2 separate regions of the Mus musculus genome follow, and region 1 is linked to region 2. Evidence: chromatin contacts called from ENCODE Hi-C data. All regions are on one chromosome and are shown on one strand. Each heading gives the region's core, a stretch centred on a gene start or an enhancer-like site at or near the end of the contact. The rest is flanking DNA. Distances are from core to core; before and after follow the strand shown.

Evidence for each region. A loop is a pair of places that touch in the nucleus more often than their neighbours do.
Region 1: a map of T-helper 1 cell shows a loop between it and region 2 (7-fold over the local background). The contact joins the promoter of Dcun1d5 here to the promoter of Msantd4 in region 2. A Hi-C loop is called at or near these places in 2 of 37 maps with a recorded cell type or tissue (T-helper 1 cell and heart).

Annotation. Positions count from the first base shown.
Region 1 is chr9:7,181,082-7,187,611 of GRCm38, reverse strand. It overlaps Dcun1d5 (DCN1, defective in cullin neddylation 1, domain containing 5 (S. cerevisiae)), which reads right to left and starts at 3,107. Exons shown (of 8, transcript NM_029775.3): 1 at 2,730-3,107; 2 at 753-844. The coding sequence starts at 2,815.
Region 2 is chr9:4,373,627-4,380,102 of GRCm38, reverse strand. Msantd4 (Myb/SANT-like DNA-binding domain containing 4 with coiled-coils) reads right to left here and starts at 3,551. Exons shown (of 3, transcript NM_145609.2): 1 at 3,480-3,551.

The sequences.
Region 1 (6,530 bases), core at 1,858-4,357, 2.8 Mb before region 2:
CCATGGAACAATGATAGCAATTATTACCTTTACTGTTAAAAATGTTAAGAGTAGAAAATAAATATTTAACTCAATCTTAAAATATCCAGAGAAGTTCTAATAAGAGCTAATACAATCAAGCATTCAAGGGGAAAAGATATATATATATACACACACACATACAAAATGACTATCTTTATGGTATCTAGTAACATTTATAAAGTGAAATAAGATGAAAACCTCTTGATTCGATATAATGTATATGAAAAACTGTCATTTTTAATAATGGGTCAACATTTTAAATAGAGGTCAGAAAAAAAAAAAGAATTCTCTACATTTAATTTGGGTTAGTGGTTGTCTTGGGATACCAGTAATAGCATTTATTTCCCCTGATCTAGAAAGATCACTCTGCTGATCCCAATAGCAAAGTTGTTGCCCCCTTTACATCCTAGTCTAGCCTTCCGTACAGTTAGCTGAAACTTGACAAGATGGCACCACTTAAAACTATAACATGGCTAGTACAAATATAAGACGACTATTACTACGTGTTTTAGCTTTAAGCAAATACTTTTGAGAATAATAATGATAAAAGAAGAAAAAAAATAAAAGTAGGAAAGCAGGTAAGAGAGAAAAAAGTTGTCAGACATGTTCATGGCACTAAATTCTAAGCCTTTAGCCTTGACACTAATCCCAGTACACATAACAGGTCAGCAATAATAAAACACAGCTTTTAAATGGGCATGACTGGTATCTTGCTCCATGAATTTCATTACCTGCATACTCATAAAACCAAGCCAGGCACTTCTTTCTTGAAAAATCTTCCTCTCCACTGATGAGTCTAGCAGGAGGCTGGGATCTGCAATAGCTTAGAAAACACACAAATGCCTAAGACTTACTACGACTCAACGCTTAGTGATAAAGTAGCTTCAACAAGAATTGCTTCCATGTAAATGAGACAAATGGTTTTTAAGTTAGCATTATGAGGAAAGGAGCTATGTATTAGCAATAAGGACCTGTACTCTATGTGTAAGAATTTCTAACCAATGAAATCTAAATGCTTCTTTGCTTGCTACAGGATTCCATAACTAGAAACTAAAATTATTTCCTTAGATTTCAAGATAATAAAGAAGTACATTCTAAGTCTCAACCCAAGACTAGGCTAGACAGCTCTCCCTAGACTGCTCATGCTGGGCTTGCTCTCTACCACTAAGTTACATACCTTATGGAAGGCCTGAAGCCTTACTTCCATTCTGCTACTGATGTGGATTAAAATCCCTGTTATAATTTAGGCTGAATCACCTGAAGTCAAATGATACTGCTCAGCCAGCTGTTTTAACTGACTTAATTTAAATATCTTAGATATGATTCTCCAAGAGCTAATACAGTTAAGAAAAATGTATGCCAAAGGGCATAATGAAAACTCTATTTTATACATCACCCAAAAAATATTACCTAGACTCTTTTGCTAAAACACAACAAGGGGAGAAGAACAAAGCAATCAATTACAAAAAAGATTAGGATGAAGCAAGTCACCTTCATAGTTTAAGCAGTCCATTCTTCACTGCATCTCTCCTTAAAGGGAAATCTCCTTTGTCTAGTGCAGCCTGTCTTTTTTTTTTAATTAGATATTTTCTTCATTTACATTTCAAATGCTATCCCAAAAGTCCCCTATACCCCCCCCCCCCCAGGCCTGCTCCCCAACCCACACACTCCCACTTCTTGGCCCTGGCTTTACCTGTACTAAGGCATATAAAGTTTGTTAGACCAAAGGGCCTCTCTTTCCAGTGATGGCCAACTACGCCATCTTCTGCTACCTATGCAGTTAGAGACATAGGTTCTGGGGGTACTGATTAGTTGATATTGTTGTTCCAGGCTGTCTTGTTGTAATGGTAGTATTTGTCACTTTAAGTGTCGACCATTAATACAAAAACAACTCAAAGTGTATGGGAAGAAGCCCACTTCTCAAAGCTAAATCGCAATGACTTTCTGAGGAATGAATCTGTGATGATTGAGTATATGCCACAAAGCGAGTAAAGGGCTCTAACTTACAGTTCTGCTTTGTTTTCTTTTCCCCTAAGAGAACATGGAGCACAATAGCTTGCTAACGCCTAAAAGGAGGTTGAGAGCTACCAGCGTCTTAATGCCAGAAAACAAAAACCACAAGGGCCTTTTCCAATTAAGTGTACGGAACTGGTACAGGTGAAGTGGAGGCATTGGTGCGTCCAGAAGCCTAGGCTCCAGCGATTTAAAAGGCCTCCTGCTGGGATCGTCCAGGTTAGGCCACTTTAAATGCTAACTCGGGAGACCAATTATAGCAAAGGCTTTCTTTCCATCATTCCCAAGGCAGCTGTCAAAACTCTTCAAGCTCTGCTCCTTTTTTCACACTCTGACATTTAACAATGTGGGGACCAAGCCAATTCTGCTCGATTTAGTGTGACACAAGGACGCCGTGAATCTTGGCAGATCCGCGCTCACTTCTCGGTTGGGAAATTTGATGGAGAATGCATACGTACGGTCGTCTGTTTCCTACCCTCTGGGCACGCAGACAACAAAGTGGGACGAATCTCAGAGCTTGTCCAAGTACGACAGAGAGCACGTACAGGCGAACACGCGGTTCGGTCCCGCGCGGAGCGGAGACTGGGCGCCTCACCGACCGCCTCGCCTGAGAGGGCTCGCCCCTCTCCTCCCGGCTAGCGGCCTGTCCGGCCCCGGGGGAAGGAGAGAGCCAGCGGGGTGGGGACAGGCAGTACCTGGGGATTTTACACTTTTTGAGGCCCGCGTCTTCCGCGACCGCCGCTGCCACTCCGGGAGCTTTTCTCTTCTTCTTCACTGGCATCTTCCGCCTTCCCCGGCAAGGTAGACAGGGCGGCCGGGGAGGGGTATCGCGCTCCGCCGCAGGCCCCGCAGCGCCGGCTCCCGCCTGCCGGGGACCGCAGCGGAGGCCCGAGGCGCGACCCCGCCCCGGGTCTCCTCTTTAGGGGCGGTTCCGGGCAGCGCAGCGCTAAGGCCGGCGGTGTCGCGGCTCGGGCTTTTCCAGGAGCAGCGAACGCCGACAGCGCGGCACCTACAGTAGCAGCGAAGAGCAGGCGGCTTAGCCTGACCCGGAAGCGGATGGCTCTGGACCGGAAGTGACGTAGAAAGGAAGCTCGCAGGGCCTGGAGCGGTCTCTCTACTTTGGGATTTTTTGTCTCTGCAGGTGGAGCCTGAATCTCCGGAGATTTTCTGGCGGGTTTCCAGCGGGAAGTCCTTTCTAGAAATCATAAACGCTCCACAGCTGGCGAGCGAAGTAATCTGGTGAGGAGCCATGCGTGAGTGTGCCCACTCCTGACGTGCAACCGCTCCAGTTTTTTCGGGTGTTCTTGGTGGGCCTGAGATCAACTTCTCGCGCTCCTTGTCCTTTTCTCCCTCATGCTCAGGGTCAGTTTATGGCTTCCTCCTGTGCTGAGGCAACGCCTCCATGTTTTACTTCTGAGGAACTCTCCTCTTGGATAAGAGACTGGGAAACGGACTGACTTATTACAGAGGATTTGGGGAACTGTTCTAATGGGCTGCTCTCAAGAAACAGTAATCACGTCACTTCTAATGGAAATACTGCTTATAAGAAAGGTTTGCTAGGTAAAATTATCTCATAGAAGATTCTTAGTGAATGAAGTCCATGTTTGTAACCCAACTGTGACAGAAGACTGTTTCTTTAAATTCTATCCCTGTGGTTCTGTGACTGCATCGTGGGACCCTAATCTAGTCAAGGAGAAAGAAAAAAACCGGTTGTTGTAATGAGTCCTGGATACATAATATGCCCTGGAATTCACAAGTTTCCTGAGAGAGGACACTTCAATGTTTGGTGCATATAGTTAATGTTTTTTTAACAGTGAACATAATGTTCAAACCTATAACCCATTCGACTCTATTATAAACAATGCACGAAACATTGTTTTTACATGAAAATTATAAAATGTAAGCTCTAAAACAGAACTCCCTACAGGAAGTAGACAACTGAAAGATGAAGGGTTTTTTTTTTGTTTGTTTGTTTTATATATGTATTTATTGTGGGGGCACTTGTGTGCCAGTGCTGGGATGACAACTTGAAAGTTCATTTTCTCCATCAATCTTGTCACTCTTGAGGTGGAACTCAGGTTGTGAGACTTGGGAAGGGACATTATGTCTGTGTACAGAAAAGCACCTAGTTATGTGATTTAATTTTTTCTGCTGCTCGTGATAGTTCTTGATTTTCTATATAGTAAATAATGAGAAGCTATGAGGGTGCTGAGTTCTTTGTTATGTGGTCTAATTTTCTTTGACTAAGTCACAAGAAGGAAAGGAAAGGAAGTAGTATTAAAACAAAAGGGTATTCTGGTTTAGATCCTAAGGTACTCATCAACTTTATGAAGAAAAATCTTAAAAATGCATTTTAGCCGTCTGTTAGTAGAGTGGCACAACATAAACAGATTAAGCACACAAGGCTGAAACAGGTCTATTCATTTGACAGTTTGATGATTTGCATATTTCTTAGGTTTAAGGATTGTAGAATGAAGAAATGGAAAACAGAACTTTTAAAATAGTTATATCTGAATTAATGTAGCCAAAAATAGTCCCAGAGATGTGCTAAGTATATATATATATATATATATATATATATATATATATTCATATTCAGTATAGTTTATATTTTTCCTTACAGCTTTAAAAATAGGACTTTTCTACACTTGTCAAAAATAAGCAAGCACTGGAGGCACAAAAGAATTTATGGGTTGCCCATGTGATTGTTGTACTGAATCCATTTGTTTTCCTTTCCAAAAGTTACTGTTGTTTTTTCAAACACTGTAAGTCAAAATTTTATGAGTTATTTCCATAACCATAAACCCAGAGAATTAGTTGTCAAATCAGGACTTTGTTTTTGACATTTCAAGACAGCACTCAGGAACTAATATTGAAGAGCAATACAGAGATACACACTAGGTAACACCTGCTCCTTGTTCTACTCATCCTATAGCAGTGTACTGGACCACAGCCATTGTATTGGCCTTGTGACTGGATTTCTGTGGGGCAGACTGACATTGAGTGTCATCATCACAATGATACCTATGAAATGATAACAGTGAATCCTGTGCTAGTGGTTAAAGGTTCTTTCCTGAATTGATATATCATTCCTGTTCAAGTCCTGAGACTACCTGAAGTCCCTAGTAAAGAAATGTATTATATAGAACCAAGCAGAGAGCAGCACTGCTGCAATATGATATTTTACTGAATTTTGCTCAAGGTGTTGAGAAAAATGTGTTCATAGAACAGATTTAAAGGGACAATAAGGAAAAAACTCAGGAGTGGTGGTATATGACTTCATTCACCCCAGGTTGGACACCAATGACAGATCAAAGACACAGTTCCACCCAAGTCTAGCTTAATGAGCCAAAGGGTTTATTGAAGTCACTTATAGAACATAGGTGACCGAAAGGACTGTTCCACAGCTGCTTTCCTTGTAGGCAAGAGCCACCTCACCCCAGCAGCGTCGGGTTCCCTATGTAGCCTGGGAGAGGCTTGTGAGTGGTAAATTTCCTGGGCTTCCTGGGGCTTGTAACTCTCACTCTTCCTCAGAGGAGGAAGTGTTTCAATTCAGAGGAAAGAACTACATAATAACTGTTTGCTTCTTAAACTGACAATGTGCCAGATGGAAATTTCCAAGTTCAGTTGTAGTTTCTCACAAGTCTACAATTTCTCACCCTTTCCTCTCAATGGCTTCTAAAACAGCTGTGGAGTCTGTCATCCCAGTTCTTGGGAAGTGAAGAAGGGAGACTGAAGCTTAAAGCCAGCCAATGATACTTTGGGAGACCATGTTGTGTTGCTGTGGGTTTTTTGGTTTTTTTTTTTGTTTGTTTGTTTTTTCTTTCAAGGAGGGAGGAGGAAAGCTAACGAGAAACTTACAAGGCAGGTAATCAGAAGACTTCCAGGGGCTGTGTGCAAGTTGTTCAGGAGCTCCAGGGATGCAGCTTATGGAAGCCATCAACAATGCCATTGAGTAACCTTTGTTCCTGCAAGTGACCTGTCATCCACTATTGGTTCACCAAGATGGAGTTGGTTCTTCAGTCTGTTAATCAGTGCTTTATTTGGGTTTATGGATTGTTGTTCACATCTCTTCCAGAAAAGTTACCCATTAGACTGTCTTAAAAATCAACAAAACAAAACAGGAGACTATTTACTACAACCACTGCCACTATTACCACCAAACACATATTGGCTCACAAATTCTATGAATGAACTATACTAATATAATGCAGGAATAATCAGAGAAATGGTTTGGGAATGACAATTTTAATCATTTTAGTTTTCCTAAAAACATAAATTTTATTTCATTTAAAAACGTATACATTATTTATTTGTCTGCCATGGCATATATGTGGAGATCAGAAGGTAGTGTGGGGGAGTTGGTTCTTTCTAACTTTCCTACTATGTGTGTTCTAGGAATTGAACTCAGTTTGGCAGTTTTGGTGGCACCTTTATCTGCTGAGCTATCTCAATGGCCATTAAAAAAAATCTAATGTCATTTTTAAAGTTCCTGT
Region 2 (6,476 bases), core at 2,302-4,801:
AATATATTTTACATTTTTGACTCCACTTGGACTAATCAGTTTTATGCTCAGTAGTAACCTGTTACTATATGCTACTATACTGAACTGCACAGCTCCTGTAATCCCGGTTGCTGTCTTAGCACTATTACCATATTCCTCTGGTGTATCTTCCCAACACCCATTGTGTCTGCCCTTCTGTCTTAACAATCAAATATATCCTTAGAAAGCCTTCACAGCAAAGTCCGCTGAATGTGAGTGTGATTGTGTGTGTGCACAGGCATGCACATATTCATGCATGGGTCTTTGAATGTTGAGTCCTTCCTCCATCACTCTCTACCTTACTTTCTGGGACAGGTGGGTCCCATAAACAGAATTTAGGTCCTCATGCTTCTGCAGCGGGCACTTCATTGAATGAGCCAAGTCTCTAGGCCCTGGTGTCCTGGATATGCTCTTTACACTAAATATCTGTATTATAATCAATTATTTTGTTAGAAACATGAAAAATAAACATGAATATATTATTCCTTCTATCAAGTGGCTTATAACTAGTCAACCAGAGGCATAAAAAAATACACAGAAGAATCAGAATAGAGTCTAGAAGCTGAAAGCTGTGAACAGTTTTTACTATGCAGGCTTGTGTGCCAGTTCTGTCACTTAAAGTCCCTTTGGTCTCAAGCAGGTGAGCTTCACATACATGTCTACTAGCTGATGATAAATGAGACCACGATACCAGTTATGGCATTAAGGATTAAAAGTGATAATCCAATGAACCTATGATGACTAAGATACAATAAGCTCACAAGCATCAGCTACCATTGTATGTCTTAGTATAGACCTGCACATAACTATTTCTTTACTGGATGATTAACCCTAATACATGAAGATTATTAGAATAGAAACAAACTATATTGTGTTTCCAGACTCAGAAATCTTTAATAGCATCCAAAAAGATTTTGAGAAGGAAATAACAATTTGGATCATACACAATAGACTGATGAGGGACAGAAATAAAAGATAAACATGCCAGGAATTAAAGTAAGAAAACTGGATTAAGGCCTAATACCAGCCACTCTTTAATGCTGGATTAGTAAAACCCAATAGTTTACTGAAAAATTGTACCGAAAGAGAAAATTATAACAGTAAGAGATCATTTGTTTTTTCAAGTCAAGGAACTTTCCTCCTACATGGAGAAATATATTACTGAAATATATAAGGATAAAAGTCTTCAATAAAATAATGACTGCTGTTAACAATAGAATCTTGTACAGCATACACCATCAGATTTTGCTGCTCTCAAAATTCAAGATCAGTTAACTCACTGGACTGGTCTAACAGCACCACTATATGGCAAAAAATAGGAGGTGTTTTAACCAACCAGGATCTTTGTGTCTTTAACTCCTCAGTAGTTCTTACCAACTGCATAGCCTTCCCTGCCCATCCCCACAGTTCTTTTGTCTATACTTGGAGTTTACAAAGTGGCATCCCTTTGTCTTCAACTGAACTATGCTGAACTAATGAACTATCATTTATAAAATACACTTCACTGCATTTTTAACCTCAATGGACTTGATATTAGAACCCTATGATGATGGCTATCCTTGTTTGTCAACTTGGAATTACACAAAAAATGGAGGGTTCATCTCTGAGTGATTTTTGCTTAATTTCATGTAGGAAAATCTATTTCTAATCCAGATCTTTAAGGTAGAAAGATACACCTTTGATCCAGGTCATTTGAGCTGGAAAAATCCACCTCTAACCTGGGCCGCATCTTCTGGTGAACCCCATGTAGAGACACAGAAGAAGGACACTTATGCTCTTGGCCTGCTTGTTCTCACCTCACTAGTCCATTCCTTCATTATCATTAGAGCCTAATTCTCTGGGATTCCAGATTATGCTAATGACCAGCTGAGACATCCAGCCTCATAAATTGAACTAGACTCTTGGACTCTCCATTTATAGCCAGCCACTGTTGGATTAGCAGCCACTGTTGGATTAGACTGCAGCTGGTAAGTCATTCATATATATGTATGTATATATATATACATATATATACATACACACATACATACATACTTTCTAAAAGTTCTGTTACTCTAGAGGACCCTTATTCTGGTCAGTCTTCACTTAATCCAGAGAAAGACTTTACCTGAAGCCTTGACAGTATTGAGTTAAAGAACATTTGAGCATCAGTGCAGTCAGAGATAAAATCTGTTAGCTGCGTTTACAAAAGCAAAAACTAGCAGATTATGAATATGTCTGTCTTTTTGTACCATTCCTAGTACCTTGATGCTGTGTATGAGAGGTTTGGATTTTCTCTAACAGACTCCCAAATAAGTTCATCAAAGGTATTTACTCAGCTCCTACATTTGGGGCACCATTCCTGGTGCTAGGGATAGAACCGGTCATAAAATGTACAATTACACTATTTTTGATGCCCAACACGTCCCCCTCTTTATTGTTTTCATCCTGTTCTTACAGTAAGGAACTTGACAGTCAGTCACTAAATCTCAGGTCCCAGTGTTCGAACCACAGACAGCAGCTGTTTTCCTGAACTTCCTGACCATTGGGAAAGGAAGAATAAATAACCCTCCAACTTGTGGAGGGCTTCCACAATTATTCTTTACTGTTCAGAAACAGAAATGTTGTGCAGTGCACTCACATAACTACCAATGATGTACTGTAAGATAAAACTAGGTATTTCCTCTGTAACGACTGAATGGACTTTCTAGGTTTTTGTCTAACATAGAACTAAAAGATCTGGAAAAAAAAAACTGGCAATAACATCTAAATTAAAGAAAGAAAGAAAGAAAGAAAGAAAGAAAGAAAGAAAGAAAGAGAGAGAGAGAGAAAGAAAGAAAGGAAAAAAGAAAGGAAGGAAGGAAGGAAGAAAGAAGGGAGGGAAAGAGGGTAGGTTTGGGGGGGGGCGGGGGAGAGAGGGAGTCACTAAGTAGTTAAGAAGAAAAGCATTCCAAATCTACAAACTTCCCTCCACCCCTGTCTCACTCCAATCTTATTTCAAGAGTGACTTCCCTTTCCTCAATATTATTACAGGGTAATTATTTTCCTTCCTTTAAAACTTGAGGTGATAAACACAACTGAAGTTTGCTTAAGGGTCTCCCGCTACGAAGTAACGTTGGGAAGGTGCAGTTGAGGCCTCTGGGACGATGGATCCCACAGCCTGGAGTTTTCGGTGGGGGAGGGGTCAAGGTGGTGCAGCGCCCAACTAGAGTCCAGGCAACTTGGAGGGTTATTATTGCTTTCCGAATGGTCAGCAATAGCCCTACCTAGGTTTCCCTCACTTCTGCAGAGGCCCAGAGCTTCTCCCGAGTCAGGTGACAATTATGAGTGGGACTTTACTCCACAGCCTCGGGATCCTGCGCTCTTCAATGTCAAAACCAAAGCTCACCGAGGCGACACCCCACAGAGACCCACCCTGCCAAGTCTCCTCTGCTCCCTCGAGCTCCCCAGTCCCCGTTGCTCCGCTGCAACCCAACACTCACCTGCGACCCCGGGGCACCTCTGTCGGATCGCCCCTGAGGGTGCTGGAAAAGAGATGCTTCATGGAGTCCCCGCCCACCAACTTCTGCCTGCTCCGATTGGCTGAGATGGCTGTTGCTCATGGGTTGCAGCTAATCCATTTGTCCAGGGGGAATTGCCACTCTGCCTTAGAGCCCGCCTCAGGCCAGGCCTCACAATGGGAATCGAGTCCCAAACCGGTTCCGGGTTAGTGCCCTGGACAACGCCCCGAAGTGATTCGCCTCCCGTTCAGCGCTCACTTTTTGCCACGTGACCCTGTCAATCAAGCGTCCTCTAGCAAAGGATTGGTCCCTAGAGACAGTCTTGCCTCGCTGCTCCGCCCGATGGAGACTGGCCTTTCAATCTCCAAACTCCGCTCCTGTCCTTGATCTTCGATAAGGCCAAGGAAAAATGGAAACCCTTGGGTCCTCCTCTCCTATTCACCTAGCTGCGGTCTCCGTGGACCTCAACCTCTGACGTTGCCTTTGCAGTTTTCAAATCAAAGACTCGTTTTGTACTCTTAACCTAAAATGGAACATTTGGCTTGTGGACGGTTTCTCCAGTGTTCTCCATCTCCTCCCTCTGATCCTTCAGAGCCCTACGGGCTGATGTCTCCTTTGGCATTGTCAGTGAACCTGGTTTCCCACTTCCTCCGTTTCAGGAATGTCCAGTTCTCCCTGAAAATTACTAATACCCATCCTCTCACAGCCCACTCTTCAAATTAGAGTCAAATTGAGACGCCTACAGTTTCTCGGGGGAAATTATTCCTAATATGCAAATTAGGAAATTCTCTTTAGGCTTTTAAAATCCTAATCCTGCTTTTCTCTCAGGCTTTTTTTAACATGGTCTCCCTTTTTGCTTCCCCCAGCTCTCCACTGTTCTTTTGAACTCTTTAGTGTCTTAGGGACTGCCTTTGCCTTGCTGTGTTTCCACCCTGTAAGGCTTTCCCAGGATCAGAATTCATTTTGGAAATTCTTTTTTCTTTTCTTTTCTCTCTTCTCTCTTCTCTTCTCTCTTTCTTTCTTGTTTGTTTGGTTTTTGTTTTTTGTTGTTGTTGTTGTTGTTTTTGTCTTTTTGTTTTGTTTTGTTTTGTTTTTTTGAGACAGGTAGCTCCGGCTGTCCTGGAACTCGCTCTGCAGACCAGGCTGGCCTCGAACTCAGAAATCTGCCTGCCTCTGCTTCCCAAGTGCTGGGATTAAAGGCGTGTGCCACCACTGCCCGAGAAATTATTTTCTAAAGTAACCTTTCCTATGCAGTTACTTCGCAGCTACTTCAATTTATCTCTCCAATATAAGTTTGCCAGATGGGAAGGATGGCAAGCTAAATTTGAATAACAATTTCAGGGTGACATTCCACATTTTTTATTTGTTGACTCTGACAATCATGCTCAAGTGAGATCAACCACAACCTATATTTTCCCCATTATAGCTCTTTTTTTTTTTTTTTTTTTTTGCGTAGCAAAGCTTCTAGCATGTAATAGACATTTTATAAAAAGATGTAAAAGCATGACAAAATGTTGTGTGTATATAACAAGTCTTTATTTTTTCATATAATAGTCTTTTTTAAAATTAGGTATCTTCTTTATTTGAATTTCAAATGTTATCCCCTTTCCTGGTTTCCCCTCTGAAAACTTCCTATCCCTTCCCCCCTGCCCCTGCTCACCAACCCACCCACTCCTACTTCCTGGCTCTGGCATTCCTCTACACTGAGGCATAGAACCTTCACAGGGCCAAGGGCCTCTCCTCCCACTGATGACCAACTAGGCCATCCTCTGCTACATATGCAGCTTGAGTCATGGGTTCCTCCATGTGTACTCTTTCGGTGACGTCCCTGGGAGCTCTGGGGGTACTGGTTGTAACAAATCTTTAATGTTTATTTCTAGAAAAATAATTGCACAAACTATGAAGTATTTATGAACTATGATCTTTGAAGATCAATGAACAGTTTTAAGATTTTTATTATAATTTTGCCTAAAGAGAAAAAAAATGATTTTTGCCATTTTGTAAGAGATACAGACACTTTGGTTTTTGGAATATTTGAAGCAAAATCCCCTTTATGTAGAGCAAGCTATCCAGGAACTTTACAATCCTCCTATTTCAGTAGCACTATAATCACTAGAAACTTCTATTCTGTAGAGCAGGAATAAAAGTCCCAACCCCCAAATTCACTGCAGTGAGTGAATGTTTAGCAGGTTAGCAAATTCTGGATTATCTTTGACATTCATTGCCTTTACTACAGTTCTTTACCAATTTCTATGCAAGTCTTAGCAATTCTATATCTGTAAGTTAAGTTACTTATTTGTACTTTACCCTAGTTCTTTGTTTTTAAGAAGTAAAAGAGACTGTGATCAGCACACAAAATACAGATATTAGCAAGGTCTCACGGTTACCTAGGAAGCTCACCTTTGTCAACTTAACTGTTAACACTTCTTGAGGGAAAGAGACATGATTGATCACATGGTTCTTTGATTTCTCAACCATAGAACTAAATGCTGAATTTTCCCCCTCTAAAAAGACAACACAGAGACACAAAAGTCGGGGAGAAAAGCACTGTGTGTTTTGATCTATCTCCTCAAAGACCTGAACATGTCTTTCTCCTGCTTGGCATATTACCTTGTTTGTTGTAGACCATTTGGCCCCTTCCATATTTATACTGTGAAATCTTAATCCTAGGTGTTTGGAAATGAGGCCTTTGGAGATAAAATTCTGTCCTGAGAGTGAAATCTTCTTAAGTGGGGTTAGGGCTCCTATAAAAGAGGATATAATGTTTTCCTTTTCCCTTTCTACCATATAGGGACCTAGCTAGAAGACAACCATCTACACAATTCCTAAGGCATAGTATCTGCCAGCAGGCTGACCTTGGACTTTCTAGCCTCTGTCATTTTGTTAAATGGATATTGACTGATGAAGCCACCTAGTCTCTGGGAGTGTGTGTTTGTGTGTGTGTAATAGCAAGTTGAATGGAATAAACTACTGTTTATA